Linked DNA regions of Homo sapiens: region 2 is linked to region 1. The links are chromatin loops, found by intact Hi-C in ENCODE. Cell type or tissue: IMR-90. All regions are shown on one strand. Links, peaks and the distances in the headings refer to the core of each region. The heading gives the core; the rest is flanking DNA.

The links. Peaks named below come from ENCODE experiments on the same cell type or tissue, not always from the same donor. Only the 100,000 strongest peaks of a DNase experiment are listed, where the experiment ranks them.
Region 2: it touches region 1 in a loop (10-fold over the local background); 11 of 110 quality-filtered maps call a loop at or near these places.

Annotation. Positions count from the first base shown.
Region 1 is chr15:98,439,218-98,444,595 of GRCh38, forward strand. It overlaps the pseudogene FAM169BP. Among named protein-coding and RNA genes, the nearest start is that of LINC02351, 21 kb to the left of the region's middle. RefSeq lists a silencer at 1,992-2,041. In IMR-90, for the core only: a CTCF peak has its summit at 3,352 (motif pointing right); a DNase peak (open chromatin) is centred at 3,414; H3K27me3 peaks cover 1,345 bases.
Region 2 is chr15:98,902,074-98,907,451 of GRCh38, forward strand. All of the region lies in intron 5 of IGF1R (insulin like growth factor 1 receptor), which reads left to right. Among named protein-coding and RNA genes, the nearest start is that of PGPEP1L, 100 kb to the right of the region's middle. In IMR-90, for the core only: a CTCF peak has its summit at 2,595 (motif pointing left); DNase peaks (open chromatin) are centred at 1,468, 1,778 and 2,568; H3K27ac peaks cover 3,101 bases.

The DNA.
Region 1 (5,378 bases), core at 279-5,278:
TACAGCCCAGATGGAACGGGTGTGGCCCCTTCCTGAGCATCTTTAAACTTCTATAAGGAAAGAGGTACATTCAGTAAAACATCCCTGTGGTTCCGGTAAAGTCCCACCAATTTATCCTGAGAAACAGAAACCACATTAGTTTTAACGAGTAAGCTTCTGAAACGTTTAGGAACTGTCAACAATTAACTTAGGGAAATACTTCCTCACTGTGGCACGGTGTCGCATGCTGAGCGCAGCACGTTCTCAGGTACTCTAGAGCCTGAGCCCACCTCAGAGGTAGGTGGGGCCCGTGGGGTCACTGGCCCCTCAAAGATCCCCAGGGAAGGTACACTCCCAGACACACAAGTCTCAGACCCGAATCCTGGGAGCCCAGGCAGGCCTCTGGACCTGGCCCAGATGGGCGTCTGGAGACGTCAGGGACTGGACCTTGTAAGCTTGCCTGGTGGCTGCCCTGCCAGCCCGGCATCCTCCTCTTCCACTCCACACTCTGGATCATCCTTTGTGTCTTCCAGTTCTTCTCCACACATCCTCTCCTGAAGTCAGAAAAGAATCCACAGGCATTCCAATTAAACATGGCAATGGGGTCGTCCTGCACAGTCTGGGGCTGGACATTCAGGACATGGAGGTGTCCTGTCTGGCTTGTGCCTGCACTTCCTGCTGAGATTCAGAATAGGCCAGGTTCAAACGCTCCAGCCAGCCATGGGGAAATCAGGTTTTGTGCATAAGAGCACGTATTTACTGAAAGGAACTAAAGGACAGCCCAGCCTGGGGAGACCAGAGAAAGGGCAGGGAAGGAAGCACTGCTTTCAAAGCTGGCACCCCGTGCTCAAATGTGCAGAATTCCCCCAGGTCCACACCCATGGGCGTTACAGTACCTGGACATTTCTGCTTCCTCTAACAGGTTTAAAAGAAAAGTCAAGGATCAGCGGAAAAGGCCAAGTGCAACGCTCTCTGTTCAGTGCCTGTTGGGTCTTAGGTTAGCCCATCTTTCCATGGTGAACCAAAGAAAATGAAAGCCCTCATCTGCCAGATGGCTAGAGCTAATGTCAGACAGGAAGCAGCTTTCTAAAACAATCCAGCACTTACTGGGATATTTTCTGCTTTCATTGTTGAATCTTCTATTTCAGAGCAATATATTTTCCAAAATAAGCAGTATTTGTCCATGATGTACAAGCGTAAGTTTAAAGTAATTTTGGACTCTTTAGGGATTTGAAAGTAAAGACCCTTTGGCACCAGAGAATGGACATTTTCACAATACCCTGTTTGGTCAAGAGTCTGGTTTAGCCACAAGAAAACCAGGAAAACCTAAAATTTTATAAAATATTGAATGACAGCAAGCTACTAAGAAATATTCTTAATATTCCCTCAAGATTCTATTCTACAGTCACTCTGGATTGTACAAAAACCTAATACCTAATTCCACTCCATCCCAGCAATCTGGGCTTTTGCAGTGGAGGAGGAAAGAAAGACAAATTTGTCTTGCTTTTTGTTCTGCTTGACAGACACTGGTCCATGGCAAAATTTGAAATTCAGATTTTTCAATATTTCCTTAACGATGCAAGGTTACGGCCAATTCCCATGTGTTCTGTTCCATTTTGGTTTCGTTAGAGCTTGTCTAGTTAAGAGAAGAGAACCATAAAAAATCTAATTACAAAGGCCTCTCCACGCAACACCCCCCTCCCATGATAGCCCGGAGATTCTGAGCCTAGACCAAGGCCCTGCTGCCACGAGAAGCCCACAGCCAAGTCGTCTGGGAAGCTGCCTGGCAGGTTCAGACCACGGCTTCACTAAGCAAGGACAACCTGATCACTAGGAAAGTGAGAGGTTCATGGGGTGATATAGTATCACCATACCTTGCTGCCGTCTCCAGGGGCAGGCTGTCTGGGTCTGTCATTCTGAGAAGTCCTCGCATGACGGCTCACGTCCTCGGAATTTCCTGGGTGTGCTGCCCTCCCCAAGCAACAGAAAGAGGATAAGCAAATGAGGGTGGCTCCCAAGGGGCTGGACAATCAAAAGAGGAAATAGTACACTGGGGACCTTGCAAACATGTTGATAGCCATGACCCAATTCTATCTCTCTCTCTCTCTTTTTTTTTTTTTTTTTTTTTTTTTTTTGAGATGGAGTCTCCCTCTGTAGCCCAGGCTGGAGTACAGTGGCACCATCTGGGCTCACTGCAACCTCCACCTCCCGGGTTCAAGTGATTCTCCTGCCTCAGCCTCCCGAGTAGCTGGGATTACAGACGCCTGCCACCATGCCTGGCTAATTTTTGTACTTTTAGTAGAGATGGGGTTTCACTATGTTGGTCAGGCTGGTCTCGAACTCCTGACTTCAAGTCATCCTCCTGCCTCAGCCTCCCAAAGTGCTGGGTCAGTTCTATCTTCTTGACCTTCACTTTGCCATTTGCTGCAATGCTCTCCAGAAGACAGGAGTACCTGCCAGGTGTCAGGAGATGCAAAGTGAGGTTCCACTCAAGCATTTCTGAGCTGGAATTGTGATCTGTTCTTCCATCGATTCTGGCATTCAATGGACTCACATTTCCAGTTCTAGTCCTGGATCCTTCTTTTTGCTCACCGGTGGTTTTGCTCACAAGAGAGGTCATAATCACCCACGTTCAGTGAGTCTCCCTCCTCTCCTACCAAATCAGTACCGACTTGGAAAGGGATGACTTTCTTGTCCTCCTTTGCACCTCCACACCCCACGCCCCCAAATCCATATGTGTGTGTGTGGTGTTCAGATCCCTAAAAAAAATACACAGTTTTGCATTTCAGCTGAAAATACCTATGTAACACATTTTGTTTACTAAAGAACAAATGAATTATTTAGTTGTTATCTATATAAGTAAATTTTTAAATTTATTTACAGAACTGTATAAATTAGCAAAATTTGGTTTGGCAAAATTTAATTGTGGGCACTTAAAAATACCAGCACACTTGAGTTCTCTCGGCCATAGAGTTTTTATATCACACAGTAGTAGGTGCCCATGTAGTTAGCTGGTAAATAAGTTCAGAAGCCAGGTCAGCCCTGTTCATGACTGCATCCCTAACGTCTAGGACAGTGCCTGGCACGTCTGTAGATGCCCCATTGACAGCGAATGAACGAATAAAGGAATACATGAATGAATGAATGAGAAAATGAAGTAGATAACCCATTATCAGTTTTCCACCTTTCCTAATGTTTTTATGTGTTGTGAGCTATCAAATGTTTACTTGTATTTCATTCCTAATTGAGGTTCATTAAATCTTTAAAAATGAATGCACTAATTACTCATTTGGAAGCACACCTGGAGGTATCAGAGCACTAATCACAGAGGTAAGTTATCATCCAAGGCTGCAGTAGACGACAATGGCCACTAAGGGGAGCCACACAACCTGTCAAAGAGCAGCATTCGACAGAAAAAAACACACCCAGTATGGTGGTTTTGCCCCCAGCACTTCCCAGCACACTGCACCACCACAAAATTGCTGTTGCTATTGTACTCTATAACGTATGAGTCACCAGAACAAACTGAGAAAAAAGGTCAGAACTGCAGTTTGCTGGGCATCAAACTTTCAAAAAAGTAGCCCCCGCTTCCCTTCTCATATTTTTCACATCTCTTGATGCAAAGATCCTTCTGGTTTAAAAATTAAATGCAAATAAAAGTATTTGTGGATGACAACTGAATCCATTAAAAATTCAGCTGGAGAAAGAAAGCAAAAGTATGACTTACAGATTGAAAAAAAATTAATTTTTAAAGCAGTGGTCAATTATTTCCTGATCCCGGCAACAATTTTGTAAAAGAACATTTCACTGTTGACATATTCAGTTTCACTCTCTCTGGTAAAGAAACTTAAGGCATGTTCAGGCTGACCGGGAAATCACATCAGATGCAATTATGATCCTATTGGTCAAGTTTCAAAGGCTTTGTCTGTAACTGAGTGTAGGAAGAAAGAAATTTCCCACAAACTCCTTCCCTCAAAAGGTCTGCATAACCTGTAAATATTTTCAGGGCCATTATAAGCTGCAGATGTTATCAACAGCCAAGATCGCACAAACTTTTAAAGACCTGGCCCACCAATCAGGCTGCTTCAGAAATAGTCTTTAAAACATTTGCAAGGAGCACAAGTTAATTTCCCTTTGAAATGTTGTGAAATGTTCATGCCTTATTTAGAGCAAGAAGCAATTGATTCCACTGGGCTTCTTGCTTACAGTTCTATTTCTATGGCACATAAAATTATAGGATACCTCCAAAATAACCGTCAGGAAAAAGAAGGGAGAACAGATAAAACTTGAAAAAAACAGAACAAGTCAAAAAAGCAACTCTAAGAATCACTGACTAATTTAAGACTAACATCCAATTAATGGCCTACTGAGATTCCCAGGGAAGAGAAGGTTCCGGAATCTGCATTGTTCGGTGACCCATAAGAAGTTCTAATCCACTAACACTTGCTGATTTCCATGAAGAGAGAAACAGACGAGAAACTGCAGAGCACCGAGCTAATCTGTGATCACATTTGCAGCCCCAACTCACCAACTTGAAAAAAACCTGAGATGTCAGCACTAACTGTCATAATGGTTGCAAGCTGAAGCCGGTTGGCTGAAAACCTTCCTGAGTGAATTAAAATCCTGACTGCGGGCCCTCGAGGGGAAAGAAGATGTGGGTGAAACTGGGAACTAGCCATGATTTATACAGGCAGTGAAAAGACCATAACTTAGAATTTTTTTTTAAATAAAGAGTTTTAGTAATCTAATTATATCCTAATTATAATGATAACCCTTCTTCCTTCAAGGGACTCAAGCATGCTTCTGGAACATTCTCTGTGCAAGTCCCCTCATTTGCTGTTTTAAAATGAGAGTTGGTGAATCTCAGAGTGAATTAAAGTGACATGTTTGGCATCTGACTTCCAGCTCAGTTTCCTCTGCCCAGACCACACCGACTCCCAGCTCTTGAAACAGCCCCAGTGGGATTCTCCAGGAGGAGCCATCTCCCCAATTAGGAGAAAACATCCTCGTCCCTGCTCACCCCTCTGGCCCGTGCAATTTCCACATTTCAATATGCAATGCATTTTCTTTTTCCATTCCCAGCCAAGGAACTGAAACATCCAAGCACAGAGGCTGTGCGAGGCCCCACAGCCTCATTTGTGAAGCGTGTCCATAAACTCCAACAGCTAGACAGCTCAGTGCCCAGGGACCCGACCGGCTTCCCTTCATTCCTAACTCAGTGCCACAGGGCAAGTCACTTAACCGCCTCATTAGGATCACAGCACAGCCCCGCCCTGCCATGCCTCCTTCCCCGGTGCCTGCTCACCCCATTAATATCTGTAAAGATCCATTAAGCCTTCCAGCATAAAAGCAAAACTGATCACTATTATCATCAATAAACTCCAAGGCACGCTCACCTG
Region 2 (5,378 bases), core at 318-5,317, 460 kb after region 1:
CATCCCAGTGTTTCTCAAACTTTGCTACACATTATGGAATCATTGGGGGTGGGGGCAGGGGTGGAGTTGAGAAATCCTGATGTCCAAGTTGCACCCCCACCCCAATTCAATAGGAGCGTTTGGGGTTAGGATCCAGGAATCAGTGCTTGTCTAAAGATCCCTAGGCACTTCAGCAGGCAGCAAAGATTGGAAACCACTGCTTTATCCCTTCATTTCTTCCCATGTGCATATCACAAAGCACTTTGACGGTTTTTTTTCCTAAATATTTTCCCCTCACACTGCTGCCTAATGTTTTAGAGGTTCACCCATGTTGTTAACACGTGTCACACTATTTTCTTGAACTTTTTTTTTTTTTTTTTTTTGAGATGGAATCTTGCTGTGTCGCCCAGGCTGGAGTGTAGTGGCGCTGTCTCGGCTCACTGCACCCTCTGCCTCCTGGGTTCAAGCGATTCTCCTGCCTCAGCCTCCTGAATAGCTGGGATTACTGGCACGCACCACCACGCCCGGCTTATTTTTGCTTTTAGTAGAGACGGACTTTCACCGTGTTGTTCAGGCTGGTCTCAAACTCCTGACCTTGTGATCCGCCCGCCTCAGCCTCCCAATGTGCTGGGATTACAGGCTTGAGCCACCACGCCCGGCCTTCTTGAACTTCTTTTATAGCCAGTGATAACATAAATGTTTCCATTTGGTTCAATAGGATGAAAGTTCTGTTCTGTAGCCTTTTGTTTTTGATGGAGAACAGAACAATTCAAGGTACAGAGATCCTTCAACTCTGACAACCTTGGCTTTCCAAAATGTCACTGAGATCCCCCTCAAAAAGTCTCCTGAGCCATCCAGAACAGAAAATTCAAGCATTTTACATAGAGTAGAGCTCTTATTCCTCACTCAGAGCCTGTTGACTTTTATATCGCACTCGGCGTGAGCTGATTTTGTAACCCAGTTACAAAAGCCATAGCCATGGTTTCCTCAAGGACACCATAGGGTGTATTTCTAGAGTAATGACCTTAGACATTAAGAAAATCAAGACCGCTCTGCTGTTTACAAAGGAAACAGGTTTTGTAATCCACATGTACACAATTTTTATAAAATAGCTAATTTTTAAGCTCTTGAGTAAGAGAATATTTTCACTATCTGGAAAATCCCCTTGTTTGGACAACCTTGTTTCCTGATGGCATCAGATAAATAAGGAGTTAAAGTTTCACATTATTTGGTGCTACCAAGGATTGTTGCCTTGAAAAGAAGAAGGAAAAAGTAGATGGAGGGTGGTGAGTTAAAAGAATTGAAATTCGCGGATAGGCATTTCTATGCTTTTGTTCCTACCACTCGACTGTGCAACACGCAGTGCTTTGTAATACCTTCTTGGAGCTCAAAGGTCAGGCTGAAACATGGCCGCTTTTTCACATTTCCCTGGGACTTTTGGAAAATATACACCAACCCTGTGACCTAGCAATTCCGGGATCCACCCAAGAGAAATGAAAACATGCCCACACAAGACTTGTGTATGAATGCTGGTAGCAGTATTACTCATAATAGCCTCCCGGGATTCCCCCGACCCCCAGCCCAAAAGAAAGACCCACTGGAAACCATTCAGATGTTCATCAGCAGATGAGTGGATAGAAAGATAAATGGATAAATGAAATGTGGCACAAAGGACAACTGACTACTCAACAATAAAAAGACGTGAAGTATGACACGTGTTACAACATGGGTGAACCTCTAAAACATTAGGCTAAGTGAAAAGAAAAAATCCAGACACAAAAGACTACATATTATATGACTCATTCGTATGTAATTTGCAGAAAAGGCAAAACTATAGAGACAGAAAGCAGACCAGGGATGGCTGCAAGGAAGAGGTGGAGATTGACCACCAATGGGAATGAGGGAACTCTTGGATGATGGAAGTGTTCTGGAACTGAGTAGTGGTGATGGTTGGACAGTTGTGTAAATTTACGGAAGCTCATGGAATGATGGGTGAATTTTTTTTTTTTTTTTTTTTTGAGATGGAGTCTCACTCTGTCACCCAGGCTGCAGTGCAGTGGCGCTGTCTCGGATCACTGCAAGCTCCGCCTCCGGGTTCACACCATTCCCCTGCCTCAGCCTCCCGAGTAGCCGGGACTACAGGCGCTCACCACCACGCCCGACTAATTTTTTTGTATTTTTAGTAGAGACGGGGTTTCACCATGTTAGCCAGTATGGTCTCGATCATCTGACCTCGTGATCTGCCTGCCTCGGCCTCTGAAAGTGCTGGGATTACAGGTGTGAGCCACCGTGCCTGGCCTGATGGGTGAATATTTGATAGGCAGGTTATACTTCAGAAGTAAAGCTATTTTTAAGAAACACCTAAACAAAGAGGAAACATTGTCTGAATATCTGTATGGTGCCTGGTTCCACCTAGATAGACATATCCACCCTTGCTGAACCCCTAAGGTTGATGTAAATATTGGATTTGGGGGAGAGTGGACATGATATAAACCAGCCTGTTTGCAGATGGATTGGTGGGAGCATCTGCAGAAAGGCAAAAAAGGCCAAATACTCTTATCAGTTGCAGATGGCTCTGTTGCTGATGACAGCCTGTGTCCTGGGTTCTGATGCCCCCTAGAGACAGCCGTGAAGAGGCAATTTTCTCCTCGAAGGAAGGAACTGGAATGATTGGTTGTATAATTGCAGAATTGTTTTCAGTATGTCAGCAAGCACTGAAAATGGGGAAACTGTCCCTTCCTACCTCTGTAGGCTGGAGACCTCGGGTTCAGCTCCATTTATCAGGGCACAGGACCTTCCTGTTCTGAGACTTTGTTCCAGGGGACTTTCACACTTCAGAGAATAGCACATGTCATCCTGCACTTTTGTGGGGTGATTAAAAGCTCACGGTATCCTTTTATGTTTAGCCCATCCAATTCTTCCAACTGGCCTCAGCCAGAAAAGCAGGGAAGGCACCCCCAGTTTGCAGCTGAGAGACTCCAGCCTGGGAGAGCTGAATAAATCTTTTGCCCAGAGGGGTTCCTCAGTAAATGCTGGAGATGAGGCTCAGACCTGACCTTTGGATTCCCAGATGGAGTGCTCTGAACCGTGTACCTGGGGCTGTCTTCACCACTCAAATATCGATAGAGATAACATAGAGATGTCCTCAGGAAGATAACCAACTGTTCCCATCCTGTGTGGTCTACAGATTGGGAGATAGGGCCTACCCAAGTGTAGAAATAAACATTTTTTACAACATAGAGAAGGCTGAGAACCAGGATACCAATATCAATAAAATCTGGATATCATAGAGCACATGGAAGCTAAAGAAAAATAAGTAACTGGTCAGGTGTGGTGGCTCACACCTGTAATCCCAGCACTTTGGAAGACCATGGCAAGGCATTGCTTGAGCCCAGGAGTTTGAGACCAGCCAGGGCAACATAGTGAGATACCAGCTGTTAAAAAAAAAAAAGAAAAGAAAAATTAACCAAGCATGGTGGGGCATACCTATGGTCCCAGCTACTTGGGAGGCTGAGGTAGGAGGGTAGCTTGAGCCTGGGAAGTTGAGGCTGCAGTGCTCTGTCATTGCACCACTGCACCCCAACCTGGATTACAGAGTGAGACCCTGTCTCAAGGGGAAAAAAAAAAAAAAACCTAATTTTTAAAAGCATTCTTTGAATGTAAAGGCAGTAAGCTAAGAAACAATTAGGAAATCACATTTACTGAATAATTTACTTAAGTAATCTTTTTCTTCAGGAAACAATGATAACTTTAGCGTATGCATATTTTAAAGATGTGCAGACAGGTCTCTGCCTTTTACCTTCTCTTAATTCTCACCTAATCATGGAAGGAATTTAGCGGGGAGCCTTGCCCCAAGCTGTGGCTCGAAAAACAAGCATGGTATTGACAGGCAGCTCATGAATGGCTTGATTATTATTTTGACAAGGGTTTTATTTTTATTTTTCTTTAGCTTCCACAGGCTCCATAATGCCTGGGTTTTATTGATATTGGTATCCTGGCTCCCAGCCTCTTCAATGATTGTAAAAAATGTTTGTGTTTACTGTAAAAAGATAATCTTGCTTTTCAAAGTGATTAGTCAAATACACAGAATTTCAGTGTGCCTGCCATTCATTTGTCAAATTCCTGGTTTATAATTCATGCTTCCTCCCGTGGGGGAGAAGAATGTTTTGTTCAGAAGGTATTTTTGGTGTGGTTCCGTTCCCTGCTAGTGAAATTAGTTTATGAAAAGAGGCCTGGTTCTGGGTGTAGATGGAAGTTTGGCCTGATTAATTGGTCCTTACCGGCAGCCCAGAGGTTTCTTCATCAACAAGGAGATTTTGTCCTGTAACTAACTCAGGTACCTGGAAGCAGCCCGACATTTGGGGGTGCATCGCTGCAGTCTCCTTTGGAGCTGGAGAAACCTATGAGCAAGAATGGGCTTATGACACATCCATTTCCACTCCATCCCTCCTTCCGTTGTATGACTGCATGGAGCCCCTCTGACCTCCAGCAGTGTCACCTGCAGCCTGGTAGTGAGAAACAGCAGGTATGGATGGGGTCTACCCCCAGCAACAGTAGCGCCAGCTGGGCCATATCCTGGCACTGCTCCCCAGGAAACACACCTTGTGTTGCATTGACCAGATCTGGGATCATTTGGACAATGTCTTATGCTGCTTTTCCAGGATAGCTGTGTGTTCAGGAGGGAGCCCTTACTGAAAGGAAAGAACTGTTGACTTACAAGTTTTTGCTACCGGTTTGGTGGTCACTAATGTGTCCAGAGGCCTGAAGATGGGCGTGTGAGGAGCCTGACTTAGCTTCAGAGGCTCTGTCTTTCGACTCACTTGTGTGCTCACTGCACCCCTGTGCTGGCAGGACTCCAACCTCCACCCCCAGCACTTGTGTGGACAGAGAGCCCAGTGCTCAGGAAAGGGTTGGGCTTCAGGCTTGTGATGCAGATTCCGTGGTGGCTCTGTGACTCCTTCTGGTCGTTCTTAAAGTAGACAGGGAGCTTAGATGTCACCTGTGCATTCCCCTTGTTGTCCTACGAGTGAGTAAACAGGGCTACAGATAGCACTAAGGGATCTGCGCATGGCTGTGCAGCTCATTCATGGCATTTCTGGTCCTGGGTCCCAGTCTCTGAACTCCTTCCTGGTCTGACGTCCCTTTGTGAATGTTCAGGAAAATGTCACAGGGCTGCTTGGCAGCATTGTAACCATAATTTGTGCTTTACTGTAAATGAGAATCAGGCTGAGGATTGACCAGCTGGTTAGAGGTCCTGGTTTGGGTGTAAATGAAGACCCTCACCAGATGCAGAGAGATCCCCAATGGACATAGCCTCCAGGGCAGACGAAGCCTTAGGGGTTCTGTTTTGTCCTGGCTACGCTGGCTCTGCAGGGAGGGCTGGGGTTCTTTCTCCTTTG